Linked DNA regions of Mus musculus: all the other regions are linked to region 1. Evidence: chromatin loops called from intact Hi-C (ENCODE). Cell type or tissue: heart. All regions are shown on one strand. Each heading gives the region's core, and the rest is flanking DNA. Links, peaks and the distances in the headings are about the cores only.

Evidence for each region. Peaks named below come from ENCODE experiments on the same cell type or tissue, not always from the same donor. Only the 100,000 strongest peaks of a DNase experiment are listed, where the experiment ranks them.
Region 2: a loop joins it to region 1, with 1.9 times the contacts of the local background. A loop is called at or near these places in 3 of 42 quality-filtered maps.
Region 3: a loop joins it to region 1, with 4 times the contacts of the local background. A loop is called at or near these places in 2 of 42 quality-filtered maps.
Region 4: it touches region 1 in a loop (2.0-fold over the local background); 2 of 42 quality-filtered maps call a loop at or near these places.
Region 5: a loop joins it to region 1, with 2.4 times the contacts of the local background. A loop is called at or near these places in 2 of 42 quality-filtered maps.

The regions. Positions count from the first base shown.
Region 1 is chr6:93,229,097-93,235,684 of GRCm38, reverse strand. All of the region lies in intron 3 of Gm38863 (a long non-coding RNA gene), which reads right to left. Among named protein-coding and RNA genes, the nearest start is that of Gm38863, 38 kb to the right of the region's middle. In heart, for the core only: no CTCF peak of the experiment used is centred there; a DNase peak (open chromatin) is centred at 2,854; H3K27ac peaks cover 306 bases.
Region 2 is chr6:93,178,532-93,185,119 of GRCm38, reverse strand. No RefSeq gene overlaps it. Among named protein-coding and RNA genes, the nearest start is that of Gm38863, 12 kb to the left of the region's middle. In heart, for the core only: no CTCF peak of the experiment used is centred there; no DNase peak of the experiment used is centred there; H3K27ac peaks cover 1,085 bases.
Region 3 is chr6:93,063,138-93,069,725 of GRCm38, reverse strand. The region is part of intron 1 of 9530026P05Rik (RIKEN cDNA 9530026P05 gene); the gene reads right to left. Among named protein-coding and RNA genes, the nearest start is that of Adamts9, 120 kb to the right of the region's middle. In heart, for the core only: no CTCF peak of the experiment used is centred there; DNase peaks (open chromatin) are centred at 3,315 and 4,165; H3K27ac peaks cover 1,256 bases.
Region 4 is chr6:93,147,470-93,154,057 of GRCm38, reverse strand. No RefSeq gene overlaps it. Among named protein-coding and RNA genes, the nearest start is that of Gm38863, 43 kb to the left of the region's middle. In heart, for the core only: no CTCF peak of the experiment used is centred there; DNase peaks (open chromatin) are centred at 3,347 and 3,826; H3K27ac peaks cover 294 bases.
Region 5 is chr6:93,072,929-93,079,516 of GRCm38, reverse strand. All of the region lies in intron 1 of 9530026P05Rik (RIKEN cDNA 9530026P05 gene), which reads right to left. Among named protein-coding and RNA genes, the nearest start is that of Gm38863, 120 kb to the left of the region's middle. In heart, for the core only: no CTCF peak of the experiment used is centred there; a DNase peak (open chromatin) is centred at 3,466.

The DNA of each region.
Region 1 (6,588 bases), core at 622-5,621:
CATATGAAGGCTGTAGGAGACATTAGTGGTTATCCTAAACCACGCTGCCCTGCCACCTGGGAGGAAGGTAGCCTCTGACGGTTATTTGGTCTGAAAGAGGACAGCTACTATGTTACAGAACATCCCTCCTTCATTCGTGCCCCCCCACCTCTCCGTCCGTCCCCCCCCACACACACACACACCAGGACTTCTCACTTACAGCATCTCACTTTAAAGTGCTTCTTGCATTTCCTTTCTTCCTTCCCCCTAGCAGTTGCTGTCTGTCTCTAACAAAATCATTTCCAAACATGTCTTTAGGTGTTCCATTTCTCTGAGTTCACCTTGGGAGCCACGCAAAGGTTGACTCTGCCGCTCACTGCAGCTGATTCTCTGATGTTAGTACATTGTCTAATGAGTGGGCGTCTCTGTTGCTCTCTGCTCAGATTTCCCTCAGCTATTCTAAAAACCCAAATCACAAAGCCTCAGAGCCAACTGTTCCCCATAGCCAGTGGTTCACATTCTCCAAGTCCAGACTCAGCCTTGAGAGAGATGTTAGTATGACACAAATTGGCATTTTCTTGGCATTTCCTTTGCCCATAGCCAGATCTTTATTCCTTGGAAGGAAGCTGAGAGTTGAATAGCCCTTCTAGCTGTTTCCTTACTGACTGAATTTGGGCATCAACACGATCTGAATCTTGAAATGTTTATCTTCCCCTACCAGCCTCGCTGTCTTGAACCCTTTCCTGTGTCTTTACAATTTATAAATGCCATCCTACGTAACTTTACTTTTAGGTGTGCCGATCTATAAGGAGAATGCAAAGAGACAGAGAAAGCACGTTTACACACCCGTATCAAGTGTTCTACCTTTTCATCTGCTAATTCCCTCCATGCACAGCTATTTGCACACTGGGTGATATCACCCAACAGCTGTCTTGGACTGGAAACTGAAATGCCTGTAGATTTCCAGTCTTTTGTCTTACCTACCCAACAATTTGTCTCCTTTCCAAAACACTAAATTAATAAGGGAATGTTTGGCTCCCTTTGCTGAGAACTGAATCCTATAGCTTTAAAGAAAGCATTTCACAACTTCCCTAATGTTTTAGTGTAATTGTCTAATTTAGTCTGTAATTGTCAAATTTAATTCCAGATTTGCTTTCAAGAATCATTAACTGTGATGTCTTACGGGTATGAGCTTTACTACTTAGTGAAAAAGAAAAATAGATTTTTATAAAAGTTTGTTTTCTAATCTGCAGTTTGGAGGACGTGTGTGTGTGTGTGTGTGTGTGTGTGTGTGTGTGTGTGTGTGTATGTGTGGGAGGGTGTGTACATGTGTATGTATGCGTGAGTGAGTGTATGTGTGTATGTATGGGTGGGTATATATGTGTGTGTATGAAGGTGTGTGGGAGTGTGTATGTGTGTATGTTGGTGTATGTGTGTGTTGGTGTATGTGTGTGTGTGTTGGTGTATGTGTGTGTGTATTGATGTATGTGTGTGTATGTGTGTGTGTTGGTGTATGTGTGTGTATGTTGATGTATGTGTGTGTATGTGTGTTGGTGTATGTGTGTGTGTGTGTGTTGGTGTATGTTTGTGTGTGTTGGTGTATGTGTGTAGGGAGGTGTAGTGGGAGGGATGATACTTTATTTGCCCACTGTACCCAGGTTGACCTATATGAGAACCTTTATGTCTGGTATATTATAGGCTTGTAGATCCCTTGGGTACAATGAACAAAGCTTCCTGTGTCCCATTTTGTACAATAATTAATCAGTTTAATTACTTATTACCCTTAATGAGTATCATTATTATCCATTCTTACTAATTGACATAATATTACACACATACATACAATTGCTTTCTCAGTGAAATATAGATTTCTGAGGCTCTTTCTCTTCCTCCTGATCTACTCTTTCATCTTGCTCTCTGTCATTACAATATCCATCCTCTGCTCTATTTTGGTCATTGCTTTCATTCTCTTTATACTTCAAAACGTTTGTTTATGTGAGAGTGAGACCGTTGCCACTGAACGCTTCTCCAGACTGCCACTGGATTACCTAGGGACATGCAAACATTAGTTGCAGCTCAATACATTCCTACAAACCTTATCTGTTTAACCAACACCTAGACTGAGGGAAAGAATCCAGAAATTAGAGAGCACTTGACCTAATCATAACAAACAAAATAGGAGCTCACATTCTGCTGTCTCCCTACTCCCCCTTTAGCCATTTACTTTTACAGATTTAAAAAAAAAAAAAAAGCTAATGAAAAGTTCAGAAGGAACAATCCAAGCTAAGGGAAATTCAACAACAGAACTGGTCCTGAGGATCAATTGAAGAGAACTTGGGCCTATGATCTGAGACCCTATCAGAATTTGTGCCTGTCTATTCTCAGTTGCTAAAGGAGCCTTCCTGTGAAATTGATCAGTCCCTCACAGGGGACCAAGATCTCCCAAGCAGTCAGGATTGCACCCCTACATCAGGCTTCCTTGCAGGAAGCTGTCATACTTTCTACAAAGCCATTTCTTAGGGTTTAAATGAAGTTAAAACAGCATGTCTCTACAGGGACTTAAAGTCTTGCTTTCCCTTGGGGTCCTTGCCTTGAAAATGTCAGTGAAGCTCAAAAATAACAAGGGAAAGGCTCCCTGGCTAAAGACCAATCTCTAGTACAATGATTACATCATGAGCTACATCATAGAAATGTTTTCCTGGTTCTTATATAGAAGCTGACATACAGGACTGTACTTGTCTTCCGCTCGTGTTGAGATCGTGTGCAGATTTCAAACTTTCCTGTTCTGAATGGGTACAAGCTGTGATATTGCCATTCAAGGACTTCCAGTAGCGGCAAAAGGAAAATTACGAACCAACTCCCCTCAGAGAGGAAGTGCCTATTCAAACAGCCGCTGTTGGCTGTGAGCACAGGCCGCGGTTACCTCCTTCCTACCAGGAATGGCCCAGTGTCCAGCACTGTTGCTTCTCCAATCACAGGCTGTTAAGATTGGCATGTCAAGAGGATGCTTGGCAAGTGCAGCGTTTGGCAGAGCCTCATTTATCCCATAAGTACTCTGGGAAAGAATTAGCTACAGGCATTTTCCCCAAAGACAGAATTGTGCATGTGCATTGATTCTGTTTAATTTATAACAAATACCTCTAAAGGGGGTGGTGGAACACATATAGCTTGGAAATCTTCTACACAATCTATTGACAAATGTCTCCAGGATTCCCCTTTGTTTTTCCTCACCGCTGGAATGGAATGTGAACAGGCAAGAGGTAGTACACACACTACAGACAGGACAGGCCTTCGCTATGTCCCTCTCTCATTTACGTCTAAGATTAAAGAAAAACTGAGCAGAATTACCATTTGGTTCATATTTTTATTGCCTCCTAAAAGCCTCACTTTATAAGCGCTGGTGTCTGCTCTTTGCCCGGGTCACATTTGGGATGGAATAACTGGAGATTCCCAGAAAGCCCCTCCCTGATTGCTGTTCCTTTCACCTTTCCCACAGTCCTTGTTCTTGAGGTCAAGACTAGACACTCTTGATTGTGGCAATGGGGCTGTATTCCTGCCAAGAGCTCTGCCTAGATGTCACTTGAGAAATACTGGACAGATGAATTCTTCTCATCACTCCTGACTCCAAAGTAGGCTGTCCCTTCCGTGGAAATACTGATGACGTTTCAATGTGGCCCTTACAGGAATCTCCTTTCAAACCACAAGTAACCGTCATGAGGATGGTGCATTATTTTTCTAGTTGGTGTGATAAGATACCCGAGAAACAGCTTAAAGGGAGGATGGCATTATTTTGGCTTACAGTTTGAGGATGCAGCAAGATCACGTGGTGTGGAAGGTATCGTGGCAGGAGCCTGAGGCATCCTCAGCCAGGAAGAAGAGAGTAATGGATGCTGCTTCGCACTCATGTTCCCTTTTCATATGGTTGGGTCTCCCCACACTCTAACCTAATCTAGAAGCTTCCTAATAGGCATGCCCAGAAGTCGATCTCCTCTGATTCCAGATCCTGTCAAATTGGCATTATTGACTGTCACAGATGGCATTTAAGTTATTGCTATAGCATCATTACTTTAACCTTCCTGCAGTTTACCTTCCCATTTGTAGGCCTTATCTAAAGCCTGGCACTGGGCACTGGACCAAGTGGACAGCTTTTAAGAGGGTACTCATAGTCCCTTCCCTACAGAGCCCCATTTGCTAGGACACAGACACTATGCTGGCAGATATCTAAGTATGATAAGTGTAGAATCTTACCAAGAAAGGTTCCAAAGGACTGGGAACCCGGGTCATCTCATCAGATACTTTCCGGTGCACTTCTCCTAATGAGGATAGTACATACTGGCAGACACTGGAGCACAGTAAGGTCTCATTATTATGTCTCCCAGCTGTAGTAACAGGTCCTAAGGTGGCCACCTTCTAATGAGGCTCACATTATACCTTCGGGTAAACTTAAATCCAAATTAAGACAAGAATATAGAGGAAGGGGAACAGGCAGGCAGAGAGAGACAAGAATAGCGGAGAATCAACAATAGAGATGTGTGTGTGTGGGAGAGAGAGAGAGAGAGAGAGAGGGAGGGAGGGAGAGGGAGAGGGAGAGGGAGAGGGAGAGGGAGAGGGAGAGGGAGAGGGAGAGGGAGAGGGAGAGGGAGAGGGAGGGGAGAGAGGGAGAGGGAGGGGGAGAGGGAGAGAGGGAGAAAGGGAGAGGGAGAGGGAGAGGGAGAGGGAGGGGGAGAGAGGGAGAGGGAGAGGGAGAGGGAGAAAGGGAGAGAGAGAGAGAGGGAGAGGGAGGGGGAGAGGGAGAGAGGGAGAGAGGGAGAGGGAGGGGGAGAGGGAGAGAGGGAGAAAGGGAGAGAGAGAGAGAGGGAGAGGGAGGGGGAGAGAGGGAGAGGGAGGGGGAGAGAGAGAGAGAGCGAGAGAGCGCTGAACTTTCAAGTAATCCTATTGGCAGACATTCTTCCTTGTCTGAGAGAAAACATACATAAAGCTTGACTCCAGACACCTGGACATGAGTCACACATCATGCTCCCAGCACACACAAACTCTGGCTTTGGACATGCTGCCTCTGTGTCTTCATTTGTACTCCAAAGACTGGGCTGTTTCAGCACTGGAATAAGATAAGCAAGTTAATGCCCAGCAGCCGTGCTTTCAGTGTGTAGGAATGCTTTGAAACACGCCTCTTCAAAGCTCCTCATGTAAATGAACGTGTGTCCAGTGCATGGAAAGGACTTTCTGCCTTGAACTTGCTTGAGTTGAAAGGCAAACAAGGCTGTGGAACTCTCTGGTACCCAGAGAGAGGGAATGTGCAGGTTTTCCTCTGCAATTTGTTTCCTACCATCTCCAGTGTGTGTCTGTGGTGTTCCTAATGTCTCCAGGCTTGCTCACATCAGTCATTTCCCATCTGTGCTGGTTTCTCTCTCTCTCTCTCTCTCTCTCTCTCTCTCTCTCTCTCTCTCCCCTTTCCCTCTCCCCATCCCCCCTCACATGTTCCTGTGTATCTATGCTATCTAGTGACCATATTCAATCTTGCAGGAGTCATAATGCATGTTCTTTGGCCTGTGTTCATAATGTCCTCATGAGACTATAGGGGTATAGAACATCCTTGTTGTCTGAGTATACTTACACTTGGCAAGCAAAGTTTTCCTAGACCATGTTGCTCTGAAAGCCCATGGAGGAAATGGATTGCAGCATGAGTAGAGGAGGTCAGACTTAGGGGCGCCCATTGATGAAAACCGTATTTGCCAAATCAAAAGCAATACTCCATCACGTTTGGGAACAGTTAGTTCTTCTTGAGTACCTAGAAGGATGACAAACTTCTTATCTTCTGTGCTGGATTATCTTATTCTACGGTTCATTATCAGGAAAGAATTTCTCTTGGGAAATGGAGAGCAATGAACTTTTAGGAACTGTTCCACTTTAGATTTCAGGTGACCCCCCTTCCTCCTCACCCTCCGAAAGGCTTGTTGTAAAACTTTCCCTCTCTAGCGTCTGGTGCTACTGAGAGTTGATTGAACCACAGAAACTCCACATTCATCAATGGGTCCATCTATTTATGGATTTGTAATGTGATATCATTGGGAATGCTGGAAACTTAGAAGGTGGGGTCATCTTGAAGGAAGCAAGTCACTGGAGTGTTTCCTTGGTGGTTTTGCTGTGTTGATGAGTGCTTTGGGCACCCAGGAGGTGAACAGCTGTGCCCTCAAATGCTCTTCCATTGTGACCTTCCATCTTACCACAGCCCATAAATAACGGAGCCAGCTGAATGTAGGCTGTAACACCTGAAACTATAAGCCAAAATATATTTCCTCCTTTTTAGTGTTCTCTCAGTTATTGCCCTTGGGAATGGTTTCTCGAGATCTGTTATCTGCCCTGCTCAAGATCAAACCATTATCAACCACCATGTTTTAAGAGAGGATGACCAAGAGCAGAGAAAGAGGTAAGCATCCTGATTTGGATCATCCGGTCTCTCAGGGAGTGAGAAGGTGACTCTTACTTGAGTCAGGGATGATTGCCCCACAGTTCTTCACTTTACGGACCTCATCAATCCTAGAAAGAAGGATGAACAACCCAAGATATAAGATACAATTTGTGAAACACATGAAACTCAAGAAGAATGAA
Region 2 (6,588 bases), core at 594-5,593, 51 kb after region 1:
TGCCTTAGATAGAGGAAAGGTGTGTGAATTCCTAATGCCTCTGTTGCCAACCTTTGGGACTAAGAGAAAATAAAAAGGGCTGGAAGGTCCCTATGGGGTTGACTGCTGATGTAAGAGATCTTGCTCTTCAAAGCCAGAATACAGCTTACAAAGTTTGCAGAGCTAGTAGGTGACCCCACCCCCCAGCTAAAGAGTGTCTATTCATTAGCATAATACAAAGCTCAGGGGATAAAAATCTGGGACTGGTCTAGAGTTGTCAGGCCCTAATTATCTAACTTTTTTTCCCATCTAGAAGCCATTCTTTAGCTTGTTGGTGGAAAAAGCTGTTTTAGTTATCTGCCTCCCCACCCCACCTCCCAACTATGTGCATTGAATGTTAAAAATAATAACCTTAGCTCATATTTATTTAACAGCTTATAATGTTCCTGGGACTATACTGGGTGTTCTTTCATTCATACTGTCAGGAAGTCCTGGTCTGTAGGCATTAATAATTCCCTTTTCTAGTATAGGAAGAAAAGCTCAGAGCAATGAAGAGACAACTTCATAGTCCATCAGCTACACAGCAATAGGGTCTCATCTGAGTATGGCTCTAACAAGCTGCCTCACTGAGCCCTCAAACAGTGGGTTGGTTTCTCTGCTATTGCAGTCCTCAGTACCCCCTGGGGACCCCAAACAGCCTAGCAGAAACAGGATAGATATCTGCAGGTTAGGGTCTGCCAGAATTAAGTCCCCACGTTGCCCCTGAGATCTATACACACACATGTCATATGCCGGAGTATACTTTGAGTCAGGTATGCTGCTTCAGAGAGGTGAGTGAGGAGAGCTGCTTCTGCCCATCTTTGGGTAAATGGTCTCATTCTATCGCTAAGAAAGTTTCGTTTGATGAGGACAAAGGCCGGGTCCGGTTAAGTCACAATTCAGATGTGTGGAGACTCCACCTGAGGAACAGGTGCAATGCCCATACACTCTGATCTTCTGCTAAGCCTCCATGGCTTTGAGAGTCTGCAAATGGTCTCTTTACTTCGAGCTTTGTGGAGTTCAAGGCACAAAACTGACACTCAACTAACATTCATTAATTTAGATAGATGCTAATTTTCATCTCCACCTGCCTCTACCCCCATGCCATAGCAAATATAAAAATATATTTGCTTCTTAAATCAGGTCCCTAGAAAGTGAAGCAAACAAAGTGAAGCTTGGACACTGAGAAGGAAGACAGCAGCACCAGTAAGTGTGTCTAAGGAGGAAAGGGGAGGAGCGAGGCAGGGTGTGAACTCATCAGGAGCCAGGGAAACCGAAGTGTGGGAACAGCCTCCAGACATGAGGGTGCTCCCAGGCTCCCCCAAGGACTCGCATGAGAACTATTGAACCTTGTGTTTTTCAAACTGTAGGTTATAATCTTTGGGGTCAGGGAATCATTTTTATGAATCATGACCAGAAATATGTTTTAGCATAAAGCTTAATCAAGTAGAATGTAAAATAAGATATATATTACTGTTTCACACCATAAAGATTATCTCTCTGTGAAGCTGCAATCCAAAAGTTGAAAATGCATTGCTCTGTTTTCTGATTCCTGGGAGGTTGCTACTCCCTAGTCTAAATTCACCACACCCTCCTGACAATGATCTTTTCTAATGCTGGAAACAGGAACTACAGTGCAATTTTCTCATCACAAAATACCTTTCTCTTTCCTCCTGTCTTTTCCTACAGAGAAGGAATAATTGCAGAATATTTTGGTAATGAAGATAAGAGCTAACACATGCATCCTCTTAATTCTAGGCAATTTATAGGCACAATTCCCATTTAAACTACCCCTACTGTCTTCTAAACTGATAGCTACTCCTATAAGGCAATTGGCTCCCCTCCACATCCATGTGAAGAATATGGGTCGCCCTTGATGTCATCGTTGATAGCCACTTTCTGGGAAGTTGGTTAGAATGAGATTTGAACCCTCTCATCTTCTTGTGAACATGTGTGTAGTGTGTACAGTGTGTGATGTGCTTCTCTCTATATATGCATGTGTGTAGTGTGCATGTGTATATATGGTATGTGTGATATGATGCGGGATGGTGCTTGTATGTGTAAGTGTTTTGCATGTATATGCATGTGGAGGCCTGAAGTTATCAAGAGCTGGGGTTTTTTTTGGTTACTTTCGCTTTGTTTATTGAGGCCTGATCTCTTGGGGGTACTCATTGACTGCAGTTAGATTAGCTTCAGCTTGCCCCAGGGAGCCCTTGTCTCTGGTTCCTTAGTGCTGGAATTACCGGTGGCCACTGTCTCGCTTCTGCTCTAGATGCTAGTGAAAAGTGCCAAGTGCTATCACAAATCCTTGCTGAGCCAGGTTCAAAACGTGACCGCACAGATATGTAAACATTATTAGTGTTGCCCCGTCATCCCGTACAGCTTGATTTCTCTTTGGAGCTCTGTCAACTCCTATTTCAGAAGAACAGAGTTTTGCATTTTCAGGGTCCAGATCAAGAGTTTGCTCCCTTGTCTGGGATCTACAAAGGATCCTCAGCAGGGTGTGGTCACTTTCACAGCTGATCACACTGGAACATCCCAGCCCCACATCTTGCCAGATAGCCTCCACTGGCTTTTCATGTTCTCTCGACAGTCTAGTCTCTTCTGGCCTTTCTCAAATGCAAGCTGCATCACCTCTGTGTTCCTGTGTTTCTCTTTGCTGGTACATAAAGACAGTCTGTAATATGGCTGCTTCATGTCACCATGGTCTAACCACCTTCTTCTCCATTTTATCTTTTTCATGCATAACTATATATTTATTCTGTCACTTTGGGCCATCATTGTAGCAAAAATTATTAATGAGTACCATAAAGGTTTTTAGGGTTTTTACAGTTTAAAATTAAACTTTTTGGTTGGCAAAGAAATGAGTTTCATTACGTTAATGTTCCTTTTCTCTTTTATTTTATTAGATCTTTGATAATCTCAAACAATGCATTTTGATCTTATTCATCTCTTTCCCCCAACCCCTTCCATACCTACCCCCTCTTCCCTACTGGCCTTGTCATCTCTCTCTTTACTTTTTTAGACCTACCTAATGCAATTTGTGCCATCTATATATTCTTGGATGTGTGTCCTTCCATCAGAGTGTGGGCCCATTACCAGGGCCTACACCTTAAAACCTGACAGACATCTCCTTGTAGCTGTCAACTGTCATTATGGAAGGTCAGAGCTGTATTATACTATTTGCTCAGAACTTCTTTCATTTCCCATGATGCTCCTTGTTCCTTCTTGTCACAGGATTGTGACAAGGCTGTGCTTTCTCCTGTCACCATTAGCTTTATTGACTCCATTAGAAGTGGTCCCTGTCCTTCTAGGCAGGCGACTCACAATGCAATCTCAGAACACCCTGGGGCTTTGCTTCATAGTATTGTGCCCGTTAATTTGATTAATGTCTGTCTCCCTCTTTGGACTGAGAGCTCTAGTAAGGTGAGCATAGTGTGTGTGTGTGTGTGTGTGTGTGTGTGTGTGTGTGTGTGTGTGTGTACTTTTGCCCCAGGTCCTAGAACTGTGCTCAGTTCAGAGTGTGGAGCAGGACATTTCACATTCAGCCTTTTGGACCTCTTTAGAAGCAGGTATGTGAACCAGTGCTCACATTCAGCCTGGAATCTCAACTCAGCGGGGAACAGCCAAAGGCAAATCACCAAGGGATTAAAGAGCCAGGTTTAGGGGCAGGAAGAACCTTTCCAGTATCAGTGTTGATGTCTCAAAGCCTTGGTATTTATGGTTTCTCCTTTGTTTGGTTTGGACGCAGGCATTCCTCTATCTCCTTTGGAGTCTGCCATTTCCTTGTTTAGGGATTTAATTAAGTCTGCTCCTAACATGCTACAAACAGCCAGTGGGGGTGGGGAGAGAGAGAGAGAGAGAGAGAGAGAGAGAGAGAGAGAGAGAGAGAGAGAGAGAGAGAGACAGAGAGAGAGAGAGAGAGAGTGAGAGAGAGAGAGAGAGAGACAGAGAGAGAGACAGAGAGAGAGACAGAGAGAGAGAGAGAGATCTGCACTGGGGAGATATGTTAGTTGTGCACAGTTTAGCGAAGCTGAGGGATTTACTGTGTGCATAGCTCCATGGTGGATCTGCCTGTGCTGTTAGTCTAATCCCAGATTTCGAGCTGTTCCCTCGGCTTTGTGTTTCCTAAGGGATCTAATTCTAAGTAGGAGCAAAACCAGAAATCAGACTTGTCCATAAACAAAGAGAAGTATTTTCTTCAGGAGCCTTATTCCAGCAACGGATGGGACCACGGTGTGAGAATGCTAGCAATTACCAGTAGTGGAGAAATAGCCTTGCTTAAACTTCTTTTTTAAAGTGTCGAGTGCTTTGCCTACAGTGTCTTATGTAATATCTACAACCATCCTAGGAAGGGCTCTGTATGACCAGGGTGAAAACTGCAGCAGAAGGAAGCCGACCCTTTCCCGGAGACCACACAGGAAGCAACAGGTGGTAAAAGAATTCAGAGGGGTGCAGATGATCTTTCTGTCTCACCGCCCCTCACCACCGTTTTATCTTCCCCTTTGGTCTCTCATCGTTCCTTCCATAAATCTTTTATTTTCAGGGCTTTATTGTATAATGGTCACCAGGGAAATCAAAGGATGGTAACTTACAAGGCTCTTTCCCTGGAAAAGTTGACCACCCTGTGGGTTATAGATTGGCTAATTTCCTTGCTGACATCTTTCCTGTTTTCTTTTTTTGTCCCTTTTAATTAATTGACTAATTAATTAATTAATTTTAATTTGTTTAAGCAGAATATTATTCATACCCCAAGCTGGCCTGGAATTCACTATATATCCCAAATCGGCCTTGAACTGGAAGGCAACTTTCTTTGCTTGTCCTCCCAGGTACTAGATTTGTGCTACCATGCCTGGCTCCTTACTAACCTGACTGAGCACTTCTGAGACCCAGGCTTTTGATACCCTATTTGTGATAGTTTATTATGCCCACGTTGATGATCTTACCCCTTCCTTTAAATAAGAAAATGGAAGCCTGAGGTGAACCAACTTCCTGTTAGTTCTCAGGGAGGCACCTAAGAGTTCATTATTTAGGGTAATTTGCTCAGCCTGGATGAAAGAAAGCCTCAGACTTATCTGACTTAGTGAAATGTCCATACATTACACTAAACTGTAGCAACATGAAGAATGCATAGATAAAGGGACTTCCAAGGCACTTTAAGAGCCTTGGGTAAGATGCATGTATCTTTACCCAAAGAAGGCTTTTTGAAGAATTCTAGGACAAAGAAAACTTAAACATATCCAGTTTTTGTGGTAACTTTATCCTTTGCATTACATTAGCTGTACACATAATAGAGCAGGTGCTTCCACCAAGTCTGAGCGAGCGCCTTGGCTTTCTCACTGACTATTCTTACCGTCCTAAGAGTCAAGTCACAGACCTTGCACATACTGGAGATGTACTCTACCACTGAACTATCCCAGCCCTTCTGGGATAGATTCTGATGGCTCTTCTGATTCAACAGGTCAGAAACAGATTCCAGACACATCTGCATGTGTAACAAACTCTCAGTGGAGTTCTTAAGTTCCTGACATCACAGAATCTCAAGTGCATACATAAGCTATACAATTTTTTTCCAACATCGAAGTTCTGCAAGCTAATGTTCCCTAGTGTACATGCCATAAACTATTCAGCCAGAAATAGGATCAACTATCGTAACCTTTGGAAAGCTAAGCAGCAGAGAATTTAGATGTTCAAGGTTGTCTTATCTCTATTACAACTCAAACTTAAAGCCATAGACAGTGTGTAAATGGGTGAACTGGTAGTGTTCCAATACCATTTTGTTTGCAAAGTAGGTGGTAAATCAGATCTGGCCTGTAGATTATAGTTTGCTGACCTTAAACTATAAAAACCCATGTTACAAAAATAAGATTACAAAAGTTTCAAACCATATGTCTTCATGAATATTGATGGTATATATTAACATTGTAAAGATTCTAAGAAGGCACAAGAAGTAAAAAAAAAGAAAGAAAGAAAGAAAGAAAGAAAGAGAGAAAGAGAGAAAGAGAGAAAGAAAGAAAGAAAGAAAGAAAGAGAGAAAGAGAGAAAGAAAGGAAGAAAGGAAGAAAGGAAGAAAGGAAGAAAGAAAGAAAGAAAGAAAGAAAGAAAGAAAGAAAGAAAGAAAGAAAGGAAGGAAGGAAGGAAGAAAGAGAAAAAGAAAAAAAGAGAAAAACCCAATTGGTTTAATTTTGAACAACCTTAATATTTAAAATTTATTTAACCACACAACTCTATTATGAGATATTGACATTCTTTAGAACTGCAATTACATTCTTTATATTCCAGAGAATATACTTTAGAAACTATCTTTCATGCCTTAATAGGCAGCTTTCAAGAACTATATGGTCCTTCAACTGTGCCCACTAGAGGTGATGTCCATGACTGAGACAATGAACTCATATTAAAATGAAAATACCCTCGGTATAAATTCCTTTGTCTAGTTTTCTCATCAGAGGTACTAGTGGCTTTGTTTTAATGCTTCCTTGTTTTTGTTTGTTTGTGATGATTCTTGTTCTGTTTCTGGAGAAGGTCTCCATTTCCTGGGCTCATGTGATTATTCTGCCTCAGTCCGAT
Region 3 (6,588 bases), core at 692-5,691, 170 kb after region 1:
GTCATGGACAGACTTAGAAGAAAAAACCTGGGTTATACTAAAAGATGGAGATCCTAACTGAAATCCAAGCTATTCTGACAGTGCATTCTAACCAGATGAGCCAAGGGCTTTCTCCCTCATCTCTATACACACCAAAGAGCACAATTTCAAACCTGAATCTTGGCTTAATACTACTAGTTCTGGTTGCAAGATTATATTTTATTATCAGAACTTGGCTTCTGTGTCATAAAAATATGTGCACAATATCCCTTTGTTATATTTTGTAAAGATTTTAGGGTTTGTGAGACAGAAGCAAATTTTGAGATGTGTTGATTGGTAACTCTCTCTCTTTTCTTTTCTGGTTTTCTAGAATGATGAATGGCAGTAGGCAGAAATGGTTGGGTTGGTAATGAGCTATATAATGAGTTCTATATATATTTATTTAAGTGTATACACTCTATATACTTATGCTATGTAAGTATAATGACTAAGGACTTGGCCCAACCACTAAAACTATATACATACAGAACCGGGAATGGCAGGGCACACCTTTAATGACAGAAGACGTTATTACTGGGGCTTGCTGGCCAGCCAGTCTAGCCAAATCAGTGAGTTCCACGTTAAGTGAGAGACCCTCTCTCAAAAAATAAAAACGGATTGAGGAGGACAGCCATTGTTGACCTAAGTCCACACAATTGTGCATAAGCTGGCATGCTTACACACCCAGAGAAACAAAACAAATGCTGATGAAAAGTGGCAGAAGGAGATCAGAGAGGATCAGGAGGAGAAGAGAAAGGGCAAAGAGTCTGAGCTGGAACTGATCTGCAAAGATGACTTACAGAGAGCGTGGCTATCCATCTCACTACATTTTCAAGGTTATGAGGTTAAATGGTCTTACACGCGTTCTCGCGACCGGCCAGGAAGAACACAACAAACCGGAATCTTCTGCGGCAAAACTTTATTGCTTACATCTTCAGGAGCAAGAGAGCAAGAGAGCAAGAGCTCTATTGCTTACATCTTTAGGAGCCAGAGCCAGAGCGCAAGAGCGAGAGAGCTCTATTGCTTACATCTTTAGGAGCTAGAGCGCAAGAGCTCAAGAGAGCAAAAGCAAGAGCGTGAATGGCGAAACCCCGTCCCTTTTTAAGGAGAATTATTCTCCGCCTAGGACGTATTACTCCCTGATTGGCTGCAGCCCATCGGCCGAGTTGTCGTCACGGGGAAGGCAGAGCACATGTAGTGGAAAACTACCCTTGGCACATGCGCAGATTATTTGTTTACCACTTAGAACACAGGATGTCAGCGCCATCTTGCAACGGCGAATGTGAGGGTGGCTTCCTACAAAATGAGATATTTTTTAATCAGAAAACCTATTTCAGGTTTGTCTGTTTTTTTATCTTAAGCTACTTAAGGGTTATTTTTTTAAAAAAAAATTATTGGGTCTGCTACTGAAATATGCTTTCTACCACCCCTGTGCTTCACCTTAGTCTTCATGACTTCAACAAGAAGGTGACTCTGACTCACTGTCAAAGCTTTGATCCTTGCTCTAATGGCCATTTTATATGACAAATTTACATGATGTCCCGGAGGCAGTGATGGGTCCTGAACAGTTGAGAAAGGAAATTTGGAAGTCATCAACACCTTTCAGTCTGTTTCACGAAGCACATTATGAAAAGTCAAATTTGCCTACAGTGAGTGCCTACTTCCTCAAATCTGCCTCCATTTCAGGAACTATAAGAGATAAGGCCACGACCTTGATCTTTCCAAAGATTTTTTTCACAGATGCTTTTGCCTGTGTTCTCTATTCCAGGCACAGTGAACACTGCTAACAACATTCTAGTGAGGATGAAGACGAAAAGAATAACATTACCAGTAGCAACCAACTTTCACAGGTCAGCTACCGTGCTAGCTGGACTACTCCTTCAGCCATCCAGTCACACTGGGGTAAACACAAGAAGCACCCATGTCCTCATTATACTTGACAATTAAAGTGGTCAAATCACTACCTAAGGCCAGCACATGTCAGAGGTGAGGTCTGAAGCCTGGGATATGATCTTAAATTTTGATTTCTTTAATCAATTTAAAAATCTTATTTTGGCATCACCAGAAACAAAACGACAGTCCCACAATAGTCTACACAAAGCATTTGCTGATGTAAGCATGTTCTTATTTCTGAACCTGGAACAGAACCGAGGAACTTGATATAGTTTTAACAAAATATATTAGTAAGATGCTCCAAATGTCATAACACACATAAGAGGACATTCTATTCCTTAGGTTGGGAGGGTGATGGAGACTTACTTATAGAGGGTATTTTCAGAAGGACTTAAAGACTAAGAGCCTGCCAGACAGAAACTAAAGGAAGTACGCCAAAGACCACACAGACAACAATAAAAGTCTGCAGTATTCTGACAAAATAAATGCCTAGCCTCGATCGCTAATCCTAATGATTTAAGTGAACTGAAATCACTTACAGGTTTTTTTTTTTCCTTCAACAAACTAAGGAGGCAGCCAAGTCCTGGGGCTTCTGTTGAGCTGAAAATTTGCATTTCTAGTGAATTCTCATGTGCAGCTTTGGACTACTCTTTGCTGAGAGCCTGTGCCCCAAACCAAAGACCTGTCTGGAACCCCCCACTGCTAGTGTGTATACAGGAGGGAGATGCCAGGGTCACCAAGCCCTGCTCCGAATTTCCCAGAAGACCTGAGGGTTTTTTTGCCTGCTAGGAGCGGTAGTGAAATTTTACTGTTGGTTTTGGGAGCAATTAATACTGAAGCTGTCCAGTGGGAGGAAATAGGAAACCACAGCTTGAGGCTGAGTGGAGAGAACCTAGGATTTTATGGTGTTTCTGTCCCCTCCGTGCCCCTATTCACAGGCGGGTGAGGGCCTGCGGCAAGAGCATTTAGAAACACTAGTTCTTTTGTTGTGGGAGTGAGGAGGGTGTCCGATTTGCAGGGAAACGATGTTTTCACAATTCCTCCTCCAATTTTGAGGCTGGGTCTGCTGACGACAGCTTAGTTTGTGTGTTTGTCTCAAAGGTGCTTCTGCTGACCTCAGCACCCAGCCCGGAGTAAGGAGGGACAGGCAGGAATCCTAGCTGGGAATGAGAGGAGCAAGGCAAAAGTGGGCTCTGTGGATGCAGCTGGGACAAATGAGAGCCTTGGGAAATCCTTCCACTTCTAATTCAATTTCTATGCTTAGTTCTTATTTTCCAGGACGGAAAAAAATCTAGACTCCGAAAGGTCAGCTTCCAATTGTAGACTCTCCCTCTCAGACCACACCCACCGGCTCCCACAAACCCCGGCAGCTCTGAAGGTCACTGCCCAAGAACCGAGGAACAGGAAGAAGCAAGCGCACGGAGTCCTTGTTGTCTTCTTTCCACCAGATTGCTTTGCTAGCTGACAGTAATCAGCTGTGCTAACATTCCGGGCATGTCCCCTCTGCACCCGCCATACTTGGCATGGAGGAAAGGGAAAGAAAGACAGGCATTGGCTTCTAGAGACCAGGAAAAGAGATGAAAGCAAGGCGTTCAGGTTCTGTGTTTCATCTCTGTGTTCATTTGCTGTTATAGTGCCTTGTGGCTCTGCAGGAGTCTTGTGGGAATTTCTAGAAATCTAGTTGGCAGTGCTCCTAGTTACTACACCATTATGTCCCAGAGACACTTAATTCAGGATATTCGTTGTCATACTGTTGACCAAGAAAGAAGAGCCTGACAATTATCTAGAAAAGAAATACTACCAGAGACAGCACGATCTTGGCTCCTCTTCACTGGACACTGAGACTGTTATTCCCCAGATTACAGTGATCCACACTTTCTTTGAGAGTTGGAGTATTTTTTGTCATCGTGTCTATTTCACACAAGAACACAATTAGAGGAGGTTTCCTCAACAGAAGAAGCTGATTAAGTTCACAGATTTATTGTGAAACCATTTGGGAGTCATGGAAAATGAGTTTCACTGCTAAGCTTTTCTTGCTTTAAGTAAAGAGAAAAAAAAAAGGCAAACTGCACCTTGAATTCTCCATCTATAACAGATCATAAAATACCCATAGCCTTCCATGTAATTTACTCATCTCAAGAGAGATGCTGAATGCTTCTTCCAGTCTCTTAGTACTTTCCCAAGAGTTCAGCGATTTTACAGGATACAGCGGGGGATTCTGACCCTGCAGTAGGGTAGGCCAGACAGTGGCAAACTGCCAGGATACATGTCACAATAGAAGGCTGTACTTTGCACAACTTGCAAACTAGTGGGTGGGAGAGCCTTGTTTTATTTGAGTCCCGGGAACGATGCTGTAAATAGGACTGATGTAAACAGAATCCATTTTCAATAGCAACGAAGACCGCATTAATGATGATGCACTTTTGACCCAAATGCCCAAAGTCCTGGAGAAAGAGTCAGAAGCCATACTTCAAAATCCTTGCTTTAATGAAGGTTTCAACACACACAGTTTCAATGTTCATTTATCAAACACATATCTCATGCATGTTTCTTCAGATCTTGGGATTTTAGGGTGGTAAATTTCAATGGTGTTCCATGCCCTGTGCCCCTTCATCCAGAACACTTAACAACCGAATAGAAGAGAACAGGTCATAAAACTGTTCCTGATTTAGGCAGGTTTTGTTTATTTTAAATAAACAAAATTTCAAGAATGCCGAGATAAGCATTATCTCATTTGCTACACAAGCAGTTGAGAGTTGGACTGGTTTGTTGGAATGGACAGTTAAAAGTGCAAGTTGATTTCAAATCTGCTCTCATCATCAAGTCTACGATCAGGTGGTTTATGCCTGCCTGGTGTCACTCTAGATAACATCTCCCCAACACCAGACTGTTGTTTTCCCATCTTCCTGGGCCTCTCCTTCCATAATCATTTCAAGCATACTTTCTAGGATACCCATCCATATTTTTGATGGATACACAAAAATGTAAGGGAACAGGCTGTTGCAGGGTTTGTAGTCTACCTTTGGCAAAGGAAGCTTATTCTGCAAAATTAAAGCACATCAAATTCATGATAAAATGATATTCAGAGCACCCTGGGTTTGACGAGATCTAGATATCCTCCTCCTCCTCCATCTTTTTAAAGTATAAAACTATAATCCAGAAATACAAGTAGAGCTCTAACATGAGAGCATAGACGAACGAGTCTGGCTGCCTCCTGGTCAGCACTCTGTACGGGCTGCCAAGGTCAGGACAGCACTGATGCAGAGGCAGAGAGCAGAGAGCAATAACACAAGGAACATGATCCAGAGCTGAAACCCAGAGGGTCAGAAGCTTGCTGACAGATACACAGACGCAGTAACTCCTCACTCACTTTCCATAATACAGAATCCGAGACGTAGATTTCTCATATCACTGGGATCTTACAAAGTTGTATAATAGGAGAAAGAGGCATGGGAGGAGGCAAGGAGCAATCCTGAATCTGTCTGCTGTACCTCAAGTTAACTGTTGATAAAAAATGGGTATCATCATCTCACACACACACACAACACACACACACACACACACACACACACACACACACACACACACACCACAAGCAACTACTTGGGAATCATGTTGTCTACTGATGATCTCCCAGTGCAGATACTTGCTTGGGAAATGGAACTTTTAAGGTACACAGAGTAGAGATTGAAAATTATTATCACTGACCCTGTCACAGCAGATGTAGAGCCAAATAAAAAGGAGTAGTGTGCTCAATTCTGTAACATTTCACATGGCCCCTGACCTCTCCATTTCCCTTCGTCTCAGTGAAACTGGCCTCTTGGACAGACTTAGCTAGGAATACATCTGTAACAGGATTAACCCCACTTTTGCATCCGTGGACAGTCAGGAACTAATTTAATGAGCACCTAAATGGACTCAGCCTTGCTTTCTCCAGGAGCCAAAGGCCCTGGATTGCTTATCACTGTTTGCAAGGAGTTTTTGTTGTTGCTTTGTAGTTGGCACACTCTGTAGGGATTCCTCCTTTGTCCTCCAGAACAGTCTTAGAGGGTGGAAACTGTCGTTAGTTGCGGTTTATGGATGACTACGCTGAGTCGTGAGGATGTTTAAGAAGGCTTCTCTCTTCGGGGCGTGACAAGGGCATTCAGGTCAGACCCTCGTGTTCTATGACTTGTACAGAGTGAGGTTCCACCCAGCCTCCATGTCTCAGGACAGCTAAATGGGAGCACATCTTACATATTACTTTCCTAGACAGATTAGGTATGTTCTGTTCCAGAAATGTAAATAAAGAGAAAAATATTTGATCCATCTTTTAATAGTGAATTTGTGAATGTTATAACTAAACTGTGAGTGGGACCTCCAAAGTTGCTGGGGGGAAAACCAGGAGATCATTTATTTCAAGAGAAACACTAATTATATGACTATAAATTTGTCTGGATACAATTGTCATGAATACCAATGCTGCCCATAGCCCACGCCAACTTAACGAATTACAGTTAGTTTTCTGCTTCTCTACCTTACAAAAGCATCACTTGAAATGTTTCTTTAGTCATTTTAGCTTTCGAAATAACACACAAAATAAGGCCCTTTCTAAAATTTAGGTTATCTCATAGGAAATATCTCATAGGAGGCGTGGGAACAGGGCCAAGAATATTACTTGTTATATGAAAAGCTTTT
Region 4 (6,588 bases), core at 868-5,867, 82 kb after region 1:
CAGAGCTGGCCTTGTCTCTTTTCAATGCATTTTCAGCATGGGATCCCAACGATTAAGTTCGCCTTGGCTTTGCTCGAAGCTTACCTGCTTATTGTTCTGCCCCAGATTTGCTGTATCCGAATGGGACCTAAAGCCCAAGGATTCGGAGTTTGGAATCCATTTCCAGGCCTGGCAGCCTGTGAGGCTGGTTTCTATAATCCTCCTCTTTCACATGGCTCTCATATGTTGATGACTTCCCATTGATGACTTCCCTGGAAGGTTAAGAAAACTTCGGTGGAAGTCGTAAGAGGTCCCAGAGAAGGAAAGAAAGTTAAAGCAGGAGTTCTGACTGCTTTCAAACAGCCTTGAGGATTTTTTTTTCTTCAATATTTTAAGCTCCACTCACTTTTTAAAAAAGGCTTCTGGAGACATGTGTCAACTATACCATAAAACCAGACTGGCTATCATTCCCGCACAACCAAGACAATGGAACCAAACAATGAGTTTATTGCTCTTGTTCATGAGCGTGGTTCCTGAGTTATAATAAACAGTTTATTGTGTAATTACTGTGACCCAGCCAACGTGTTAGAGCTGTCAACAAAAGCTCTCTTTGATGCTCATTACACAGCGCCAGTCCTGTGTTCCCCTGAGAAAAGTTTAAATGATTCACCCAAGATCACTCATCTAGCAAGTACAAGAACTACCCACAGACTAAACTCTAGGTGTGTTGAACCCCACTGTCCACCTCAACAAAGACTTAAGTTCCTATCTAAGCTTTGAGTTTTAGAGAGTGAAGAAATTGTTTGTAAAATGAAGATGATAATATTCTGTCTTTGAGGTTAAGGAGTTAAGACTAGTGGGAATTTATTTCTAGACTAAAACGATGGGCATATGTACCGTCTTATTATTTTATGAATCCATTAGTTAGTGGCATGCTGTATTAATAGGATTATAATTAATTGACAAAGAATGCTCTGACTGTAGTAGAGAAGCCTCACTATCCATAAAAGGAAGACATTGGCTTTGGACTTGATCCAGCATGACTTAGTTACTGAATGACAGTGAGCAGCTCAATGAAAGCTGGTCTGGCTAATGAAGTAGCCAGCTCACAGTTCTCTGGTTCTGCCCCGTGTTTTGACACTCATTTATTTCACAAAGTATGCAAATACACAGGTGTCCAAATAAGAGACTATTGCACTGTTTGTTTTCTACATGTTTACAGTCTCGGTTAGAACTCTTGACATAAATTTGAAGAGCCCCAATGCCTTATTTTAAGTTTCAGGTAATTTTTCTACTTTTCTGGTCCTACACTCTTATTTCTATTCTAATGATTCAGATGGTCTTCCTAATTCTGAATGTGACTTCTCACAACTTAGGACTCTCTTTTCTGACCCAGAGCAAAGAAAAGCAAAATGGACTGAATTTCAACATCAAAGTCCAGGGTTTGTCCAGAAAGGCCAATGTCATATGCCTTTGACCAGAGACATACCCTCTCAAAACCAGCCCTGTCAGGAATGACACAGTTTTGGAGAGACATAAAACTCAGCACATCAGAGAATTGTTTCACATAGTATTGATACTTGACTTTTAATTTTTTCCAACTTCAGGAGAAAAGGCCGTCTTAGTTTAAATAATGCTTCTTTAAGGAAAACTACAGAGAAATTACTGAGTCCCTGGAAACCAACTGGGTGCCACTGCTGTAGATTCAGGAGCTTTAAGTCTTAAGTCATTCTCAAGTCAAATTTTGTGGAAATGTCAGATTCCAGCAACCAAGAGACAAATCAGTCAACCATATCCACAGATATTATCACTGAATATACTCTGTGCTTCATGTCTTTCCTAGTGAGCCACTTCTGAAGATGAAGAAGACGAAGAAGACGAAGAAGACGAAGAAGACGAAGAAGACGAAGAAGACGAAGAAGACGAAGAAGACGAAGAAGAAGAAGAAGAAGAAGAAGAAGAAGAAGAAGAAGAAGAGGGGGAGGGGGAGGGGGAGGGGGAGGGGGAGGGGGAGGGGGGAGGGGGAAGGGGGAAGGGGAAGGGGAAGGGGGAAGGGGAAGGGGAAGGGGAAGGGGAAGGGGGAAAAAGAAGAAAAGGTGCTTAGCACTGGTTGTATTGCGTGACCAATGTTACATTCTTTTCGTTCTCAATAGATCTGACTCTTCTTTTCTTTGAGTATTGGTAATGCTCAGAAGACATTTTCAAACTCCTGACTTCCATCTCTAAGGACAGCTAAGAGAAAATGATCTGGAATAGGGATTTAGTAGAAAGATAAACAAACAAACAAACAAACAAAAAAAAAACCAACCAAACAACATCAGAATATTTAGCTTGGACTTCATATCAGAGAGAGGTTAAATAATATATATGGTCAAAGAAATATTCATCCAATAAATTCTACCTGTCAACATTATAAACATGGGGTTACAAGGAGCTAAAGGGATCTGCAACCCTATCGGTGGAACAACATTATGAACTAACCAGTACCCCGGAGCTCTTGACTCTAGCTGCATATGTATCAAAAGATGGCCTAGTCGGCCATCACTGGAAAGAGAGGCTCATTGGACACGCAAACTTTGCCCCAGTACAGGGGAATGCCAGGGCCAAAAAATGGGAGTGGGTGGGTAGGGGGTTGGGGGTGAGGGTACGGGGGACTTTTGGGATAGCATTGGAAATATAAATGAGGAAAATACCTAATTAAAAAAAATAAACATGGGGTTAAAAGCCCCAGTCCTGTATCTAGGAAGCAATGATAAAGCCAAGGGAATATAAACAAACCATCTGTTCCAACCTTCCTAGGAAATCCTCTAGGTCTACTTAGAATGGGATTGACAAGGCCTCATTGGGAGAGAAAAGACAAGAGAGAAAGCTCAAACTCTTCAAGTTGGCGCACACCATGTGGAGAAGATAAAGCATTAGAAATGTGATTAAGTTGACCCCTGGTTTTCTCTTCTGAATGAAGAAGACTATGGTGATTGTTCTTGCTGAGTAACAGCAAGGCCCGCCTCTAATCATGTTTCTTATGAAGCTTCAGAGGGTATGGAAAGAGATCAATCCTATCATGATATGGCATCCTTTTTTAAATTTGATTGATGCGGAAGAACATGGTTTGGGTCGAAGGCTTCAAAAAGCCTTCAAAATGCAGCCAAGCCATCCCCTTGGCCTCTGCAGGGCCCCTGAGTCATGGGCCTTAGGGTTTCTTTTTCTTTTTTCTTTTTCTTTCTAATCCTCCCTCTCTGGGTCCTGCATATGAATCAGAACACTTTGTACCATGGAGAAACAATATAAATAAATCATGTGATCAAATGACCTTTTTGAAATCACGTTTTGGCTGGACGATGCTTTTCACAGCTGTCTCTCTGCTCTGACTGCAGATGCCAGGGAGAATGTGTCTGACATCCAGTTGAAGCCAATTCATAGGAAGCTGAATTCAACACACTTCCTTTTCACATTTTTTTTTGGCAGTTTGAAAACACACACTGCCAGTGATCTGGCATGTGTGCAAATAATATCCTTATCTTTGGCCCTCAAAGTTGCTTCTGGAGAGAGGAAAGTGGTTCTAGGAGAAGGGGCCTGAGAACAGGATTCAGAGGAGATGGATTGTTTACTATTTATTGTATTTGTTTACTGGAGTCATTACAATAGCTGATAGCTGGTTGTCTGGGAATTGCTTACTGCAGTGGCATGTAAAGAAGAAAGTGACCTGAGAAGTGACATGGGAGTCCTCTTTTTTTGTTGTCCTTTCAAAAAAGTGTGACAGGTCTACATATGCCAGGAGATGAGACACCGATCCTGGGGGTGGGGGCAGGGCATGACATGAGTGTGGGGCCCATTTCTCCAGGTGTTAGGGGTTTGAGGAGGTATCTGACAGACTGTTCTGTTTGTCAACATTGCCTAATCCACATGTCAAACAACGTTTCCAGGACACGTCCTGTTTGTGTTCCTTTCCAGAAGGATTAGAATTAACAGATGCATTAGTCCCCAAAATGACTGGCGAGGCTGTTAGGGAGAAAAGCATGGCTAGCTGGCCTGCCTGCCTGCCTGCCTGCCTGCCTGTCTGCCTTCCCTCCTTCCATTCTTCTGCCCTTCCTTCCTTCCCTCCTTCTCTCCTCCCCTTCTGCCTTCTTTCCTTCCATTTTGTTATTAATCTGTTGCCTAATTTAGTTTTATCTGAGTTGTTATATGTCACTGGGAACAGAATAAGAAGTAGAAATTAAACATTTTCTCTCTGAAAGCATTTCTGAGAGAATGTTCCTGCCCCTTTCTTTCCTAGACACTCTAAGTTCTTCTGGAAGGATAGAAGGAATAAGTTATAACTTAAAAGCAAGAAGCATCTACTCTCCTCCTCCTCTCTAGGTGACCTGTGTGTGAATCCTGCCTGGAAGCTAAGCCCTCTCCTTTCCCCTAACTTTCCTTGTGACTTCTCTCTGGTCCCCTCCCTTGGCTCGCTCAGCTCTTCCCCTTCTCAGTCCTTCTGGTACTCTTTATCTTCTCTTTTCTCTTCCACCCACTTCTAATCTTCCTCCTCCTCCTTCTTCCTCTCTCTCTCTTTCTCTCTCTCCCTCTCTCTCTTTCTCATCATGACAGCTTCCATATCTAGTTTACTCACTTACTCACTTTCTAACACAGGAATTGGGTTTGGAGTTTTCCTTGGAATCCTAGCCCAGATTCAGTGCACTGAGTTAGCTGTGGAAAGGGGATGGAGCCCACTCCTCCCACTCCTGCCCCTGCATGTCTTTTTGACCACTAAGATGAATACCTGGGGATCCATCCCATAAACAACCACCAAACCCAGACACTAATGCAAAAAGATTTTGCTGATAGGAGCCTGATATAGCTGTCTCCTGAGAGGCTCTGCCAGTGCCTGACAAATACAGAAGTGGATGCTCACAGCCATCCATTGGACGGAGCACAGGGTCCCCAATGAAGGAGCTAGAGAAAGTACCTAAGGAGCTGAAGGGGTTTGCAGTCCTCTAGGAGGAACAACAATATGAACTAACCAGTACCCCCAGAGCTCCCTGGGGCTAAACCACCAATCAAAGAAAACACACAGAGGGACTTGTGGCTCTAGCTAGCTGGTGCTCTAGTAGCAGAGCATGGCTGAGTCGGCCGAATCAATGGGAGGAGAGGCCCTTGGTCCTGTGAAGGTTCTATGCCCCAGTATAAAGGAATGCCAGGGCCAGGATGAGGGAATGGGTGGGTTGGGGAGCAGGGGGAGGGGGCAGGGGATAGGAGATTTTCAGAGGGGAAACTAGGAAAGGGGATAGCATTTGAAATATAAATGAAGAAAATATCTAATTTTAAAAAAAGATGGACATTCAGCTCATTGTGGGCCAGTTCTACCAGAGATTGTTGTAAAATCTACAAGGAACTAAAAAAAGGTAAAATTAAGCAAAGTCTTGAAAATTGTGTTAGCCACATCTCAGTGCTCCAACTTTCCTTTGAAAAACAACAAAATGCTTCTGTTGTTTTGAGGTCGTCAAACAAAATAGGTGTACATCGTTTTGTTTACAGTTTAAAATTTGTTTATTCTTCAAATGGGAAAAGGATGGTGAAAAAATCATCAATGCCAATCATTTAATAAAGGTAACAAATAAATAAAGATACTGCCTTTCCATTAAAGGCAGCTGACATGCTAGCTAAATGTTAGTATCAATCTTGTAATGTTGCCCACCAGTCAACCATTTTGACCTACAAAAACCAGACTTTCATGTGGTTCCACCTAATGGACTGACTTCATGTAAAATTTTGCTTTGGACTCAGTATGTCTATAGTTTCTAGTCGTGGAGAATGCACAATGGTTTCATCCCTCACTCTTATTGCCAATCCTTTAGGAACCCTAGGGGTTGAGTCTTTTTTCCTGATAATCTGATGATATAGCTCACGTAAGGTGCCAAGCACAGGTCAATAGCTTAACTCTTATCAATATAGTGCAGATTAGAATACATCAGGAGATTCAAAGCCTTGATCAAAACTATGAAATTCTAACAGATGTCTGTGATGTACTCGCTGAAGATGTGGATGGTGGGTTAGAGATAGTGCCATATTGTTTAGGATGGGATCTGCCTACAGTATTCCTTTTTACCAATAATTTATTTTGAAAGTAAGAAAATGAGAGCTGGGGCTATAGCTCATTTGGTAGAGTGCTAGCCTAGCATGCACAAGACCCTGAGTTCAGTTCCCTGTCATGAATAATTTAGGTCAATGGCACATGCCTAAAATCCCAGCATTATGAAGTCAGGGGGGGTCAGAATTCATTCTTAGCCATATACTGAGTTAGAAGCTAGCCCGAGCTAAAGGAGAACCAGACTCAAAAAAGAAAAGAAAAGAAAAAGAAAAATTAAAAGGAAGCCACCACAAACTGTAAATGTCTTATTTAGGGTTTTATTGCTGTGAAGAGACATCATGATCATGGGCAACTCTTATATGGGAAAACATTTAATTGAGGCTGGCTTACAGGTTCAGAGGTATATTTCCTTATCATCATGGTAGTATGCAGGCAGACATGATGCTGGAGCTAAGAGTTCTATGTCTGGATTGAGAGACATCAGGAAGAGAGAGAGAGAGAGAGAGAGAGAGAGAGAGAGAGAGAGAGAGAGAGAGAGAGAG
Region 5 (6,588 bases), core at 674-5,673, 160 kb after region 1:
CCATTTGAGTCCTTCAGGTTCACCCTTCAGGTTCATCATCTGTCAGTCAACAGATGATAGTGGCCTGAAAAATCCCAAAAGTTTTACCAGACTAATCCCTGGGATCAGTGAATGCACCTCTTACCAAAAGGTAAGAGCCTAGACAGAAAGCCACCACAGAAAAGTCTTCAAAATTGTGATAAGGATGGTAAAGTGCAACTCTCCACAACTGACAGATTCTGGCAGGGATGTGGGTGGGGAAGCACTCAGGTTTTGTTTTTGTTTTTTTTTTTTTAATGGGGCTGGCCACTGGGAGTTTCACCGTGCACCAGTGAGTGTATGGGCAAATTGGAGGACTTGCTTTGTTGCTGTTGTTGTTGTTGTTGTTGTTGTCGTCCTCCCTCTTCTCCTTCTGCTCCTTCTTCCCCTTCCTCCTCCTCCTTCTCCTCTTCTTCTTCTGCTTCCCCTTCCCCCTCCCTCTTCCCCTCCCCCTTTCCCTTCTTCTTCTTTGGGAGGGAAGGTCACAAGGGTAGGGAGCAGACCTGGGAGGACTGGGAAGTGAGTGTGACCAGGGTGTATGGTGTGAAATTCCCAAATAATCAATTAAAATATTATGTTGGGGTTGGGGGGAGAACTGCAGACAACTGTGGAATGCTGAAAATGGGAAAACGGCCTTCCTCTAGGGCAAAGCTCCTCCCCAATTGCTTATCTAATACCAAGATCAGATAACATCGTGCAGACTGAGAATATATTAACAACAACTAAAGAAAAAGAGGTCATAAATATGAGAAAGGGCAAGAGAGATGGACAGGAGGTGTCTGAGCGAGGAAACGAAAGGGGGGATGATATAATTGTAGAGAATAAAAAATATTATAAATAAAACCATAGAAGAAAAATCTCTCAGTAAGTCTTTGACTTTCAAAACTAGGTTAACTGAGATAAAAATATTGACCCTAAATGTGGGAGTACCATTATTAGGGACTGAAGTCTTAGACTTCATAAAAAGGAAAATGCTAGCCAAACACTAGCATTCATTCCCCTCTGCTTTTTGAGTGTGGCTTCAACATGACTAGCTACTACAAGTTCCTGCTACTATCATGCCATTTCTGTCATGCTAGACTGTGTTCTCTCAAACTGTCAGCTAAAATAAAACCTTCCTTCCTTAGATAGCTTTTTTGTCAGGTATTTGGTCACAGCAATCAGAACACTAGCTCCAATGCCTTCCCAGTAGCAAGTCTTCCATATTTGGGTGTCAGTATCTAGAATTTCTTTGGGGAAGGCTGCCTCTCCATACTCCATTACTGTGGTTATCTTAGAGCTATGTCTATTCCAACTCCATGATTGGTCATGTGATAGAGGCCTGGCCAATGTGAACTTCATTGCAGGCTCAGTGATAGGCTGGTGATCCAGTTAACACTAAGCAGTATCTGTGGACTTCTGATGGATGTGCAATAGGATGTACAATAGTAGTCGTTAGGGTAGAGTCAACTAACCTAGAACCTTGGGGGCTCCCAGAGACTGAACCACTAGCCAAAGAGTGAGCATGGGCTGGACATAACTCCTGTCCCCCTAGAGATGCAGTTTGGTCTTCATGGGGGACACTCAACAAATGGAGTGGTAGCCGTTCCTGAATTTGCTGTCTGCCTGTGGATCCAGCTTGTCTGGCCTCAGCAATAAACAAGGATGTACCTAGTCCTACAGTGACTTGATGTGACAGTGGGGGGATACACAGGGGAACAACCCCTTCTCAAAGGAGGAGGAGGATATGGAAGGAGGGAGTGGGCAGAGGCTGATATTGGGATGTAAAGTGAAAAATAAGTCAGTCAGTCAGTAAGTAAGTAAGAAAATAAATAGTTGGGGCATGAAAGTTTGCTTTTTCACATGCTGTAGGCTGTACAATATAAACTCTGGAGCCACTACCTAGCTAAAGTTTTACAAAAGTGAAACAGATGCAGAGAGAATTGAAGTGAAAAGATTTGAAAAAGACCAAATCTCTTGCACTGGCCAGTGGTACCTCACTTCTTCAAGCCCATGAGCTAGCACATCTCAGTTTTCAGATACTTCCAAGAAAACATTTCTAACTCCAGGTACCCAGAAGAGTATCTGGCTACTGAAAATCCTTAGAAAGCATTCCTGTAGCTAACTGAATAGAATTATTTTGTACTTACCTGCCCACACGATAAGGTCCTAAAACCAAAGTCAAGTCCAAAGTTGTTTCTTCCCAGTTTCCAAGGTAGTACTTGACATGTGTCTATTGAGGACTCAGAACTCTATGTTCTCCTTCAGTGTATGACACAACTGCAGGGAGATACAGTGTGGTTAAAGAAATGCATGTGGCAGCCAGAGCCACGCCTGGTGTTTGCAAGGCATTGAAAACTGATGATAAACCTGCTGATGGTGTCCAAACCATCTGCTAAGCTTCCCCCATGGACAATTTGTTATGTGTGTGGGATAAAGATGGTTGAGAGACTAACTGCATAGGAATAATACAATTGGCATTCTCCCTTCTAGTGTCTTGTCACTCTTAAGTGAACATGTTTGTTCTTGGATTTCTCGTCCAATTAGAGTATATGACACTTCTTGGTTTATGTGGCCAGCCTACAATGAAATATTTGCTAGTCTTTACCCAATCCATAGCAAAAGACTAACAGAAGTTATGCATGTGGATTTCACAACCAATTGGAACAGGGAAGAGTGTCTGAAGTGAGCCAGGCCACTGTTTCCTAGATAAAGAACAGTGTTAACTTAGTCATTCCATGTGAATGGAATCCCCACATGTGGCCTTGGGAGATGTGGGTGGGCATCTCTCCTCATTATGTGAAATAAGCAGAGAAAACAGCAGATGAATATAGCAGAGCTGCATACCGTGGTCTCAGGCCTAGTCATCTCTTCCCGGGGCCAGTTCTAGTCTTGCCTGAGTGCTTACTGCTCTCTCCACACTATTACACAGCAGAATTCTTGTGTCTTTACACTAGGTAATGATTTTATGTTGATGTTGCCCAGGCTGATCTCAAACTGACTTGGACCACCCTGAATTAATCACCCAGGTTATTAGGACAATATGTACACACCTAGGTAGTTAGTTCTTCATCTAGGGATTGAGTAAACCCAAGGTAATGTCTGATTCCCTCCCCCTCCCACCTAGACAAAAACCTCATACATTAAGAAAGTCAAAACTTTCTTAAGATGGGAAATTACCCAGGTGAGAAAGTCAATGGCCATTTCCCAAACCACCAAAGACATTTCCCTCAGCACCAAGAAGAGGAAAATCAAGCTGCCCCATGCAGAGCTAGGATAACATGCATTGACTGCTCCATGGTTCACAGAGCTGCAGAACATGAATTCCTTCTCAGTCTTCAGCCTGCTGCTGAGCTGGGTGATTTATTCCTAAGTCCCATCCCATGACTTCATAACAGTGTTTACACCATAAAGACTGCCAAGTCGAGATAGCATGCTTGCACCATCCCTGACATGGAGATAAGCGTTCAGATGATCAATGAAGCCAGTGTCCTGTACAAGCACAGCAGGTGGTTTGACAATCCTGTGTCTTTATGGCCACAGAGGAGTCGGAATTCCCCAGCTTGGCTCAGGAAGAAGAAGCCGGCATGGTGACTGTGTCAAAACACATTGGTGGATTTTTCTTCTCCCGTTACTGTTGCTCATTGGCATTTGTGGAAGATAGCAGATTTCAGGTTATGAAATCTACATTTCCTGCCTGTTGTTTCAAAATTATGTGGTACAAGGGAGTATCATCCCCTCTAACACACAAATGAATTGGCATCACCATAAACAAACAAAACAGTCAAAAACCCAGCCTATCTTTGGTCCTTTGCAGCTGAGCAGATAAACCATATAAAACAATAGGAATTGTTTTGTTTTGGTTTTTTTTCTTTTTTTTTTTTTGGCCTTAAAAAAATGACCTTTCCCTTGCTTGAATTGTAAGATGATACACATATTATTCGATGTCCTTTTTTCAATGTCTAGATAAAGTTACGGATGTCACGTTAATGACATCTGCAGATGATACTAAATTGGGAAAGGTTCCTTTTATTCGTAAGGATAATGTTGTATAAAGGCTGCCAGATACAACAGCATCACTGAGAGAGAAGAACGAAATAAAGAAAGTTATATCCTAAAGGAAGAGAATAGGAACTAAGAAAAATGAAAATAAACCTGTGAGTAGAGAGAACTCAGACAGATGAGCCCTAAAAACTTCTCATATCTACATGGACACACAGTGGACAGCAATTAGAAGTTCGAGTACCCTGGGGAATGAGAACTGAGCTATTTTTAGTTCCACAAGCCCAGGCATTGTGTCTCAGAACAGATAGTCTTTTCTTCTGAAACTTTAATAAGGCCGCACCTGGCATGGGGCGTTCAGTTCTGGAACTGTACCAGAATGACATAAAAAACATTCTGAAATGGAAATTTTCAGGTTTTTTTTTTTTTCTTTTTGGTTCTTCTAAGAATGCAGCCATCTTTATTTTTTTCCCCAGCTATATCTAACAACGTATCAGCTACATTTGTTGATTGGCTTCTAACTGAGTATATCCAAAAGAAATGTGAATGCCTAGTAAGTAGATTGTCCCCAAATCATCATTTCCAAGCCCCAGGCTGGCCTGCTTCCCAAGTGCCTGTCGAAGCCTGCCCACTCCCCAGTGTTCCAGTCTCAATTACTGAACTCAATGACTCCTCTTATTCCAACTGCAGAGCATTCTGTGACTCCACTCTTTAAACAACACATCTTACTCACAGTCAATTGCTAATAGCTTTACCTGCAAATAGACCCAGGCTCTAACCACACATCATGCCCTCGGTTGCTACTCCACTGATGCAGATCACTTGAGCTGCCTTCTCAGAAGACCCTGCTGAGCCAATAAGACCCGAGATGGTCTGCTACCCCGTGTGTCACTGCTCACATTTTCTACTCCTGCCTTGCATTCTCTGTCACGCTCTGGCATTCTCCCTGTTCCTAAAACACCAAAGTCAATCTCTACTTGGGTTTTTGCCTTTGAGATTCCCTGTGCCGGGAATTGCCTTGTCCGGGTGGTCACATATCTTTCCTCCCTCAGATTTTGCTTCAACATTGCCTTTCTTTTTGGGGGATGGGGTGGGTGAATGTCACAGCCATGCTAGGATTCATGTCACATACCCCCTTTCCTCTTCTCAGCACATTATCTTTCCCAGTCATTCCTTCCTCTGCCTACAGTGCAAGTGACCTCCACTAAAAAGATAAGTGGCACTTTCTAGCCTGGTCTTGTCTAGTCAGAATGCTGCTCTGTGAATTTTTTTTTTTTAATCCTCAGAAAGACATTTACAGAAGTGGGCAATGGCTAAGGTAAAAGTCCTCTTTAAAGTCTCAGAAATAAGAAGCATGAAGTTCCTGAGAATGAATCTAGTGAAAAGAACATTCATTGAAGAATTGGACAAGGGTCCACATTACCACAAGCATCATTAGGATAGACCTACTATTGCTGTTCCCTTCTCATAGAAAGGTAGCAGAGAATGTGGGAACACTGCTCAGTGTCTAAAACCTCTTAACAGATCATTGTGTAGGTCTCCCAGGAAGACATGGCTCCAGAGTCCATGTTCTCATATAAAGATCTTCAAAAGCTTGGGCTCAGGACTCTCTTACATACCTAAAAATCAATGTAGACCCCAAATCGTTCTGTATAATATATGATTGGTATAATTATTGTATTCAAAATTAGAGCTTTTGTGGAATACCTTTATTAAATTATTTTAAATATCAAAAGCTCACTATCATAACATATTTTGAAAAAAAATGATATTTTTCCAAAAACTAAAAAAACCTTGGTGTCATAGATGATAAACCTGATTATCAACTTGACTACATCTGGACCAATCAAAACCCAAGCAGCTGAGCACCAGCTTAATTTGCGATCACTTGGAGTCAGAAGAACCACCTAATTGTCAACCATACCTTTTGGTGGCGGTCCACCTAAGGTGACATGGAATAGGGAAGCTTTGGCTTTTTGCCTGGCTGCTCTCACTCTGCCAGGTTTACCGATCCTGTTGCTGAGACATTCCCTCATCCGGGTTAGAACCTGCTTCTTTGGGATGCCAATGCAGACTGAAGACCAGCAGCTCTCTAGGCACTCCCCAGAACTCCAGAGGTAGATTAGGACTGATGAGACAGCCAGTCTCATGGACTAACCAACTACCAGATCTTTGGCCTTTCTGATGGGAAACAGTGGGGCTACTCAGACCACAGCCTGTCAGCCACTCTTATAAATTACATATATTCTTCCTATCAGTTCTGTTCCTTTACAGAACTCCGACTAGCGTGCTTGGTAAAATGAGGAGTGTCCATTTGCCTACAAAATCTGCTTTAATAGAAAGCAGCTTGATGACCTATCTGCTTCTGCCTTCAATCTGCTGTGATGGGTTGTTTTGACTGAAGTCTATGAAGAAAATCCAACTCCTTAGACACATAATTGGAAGGGGCCGTTAGTTTAATAGCTTTCTAAGTCATTGTTGCCCTGCTTTAACAGCACACAGTACCTGACGAGTGATATTTTCATAAAGGTTAGTTGCAATGTGGAGTCTGAAACTGGAGCAGTGAACTTTTCATGGTCTGTTACAATA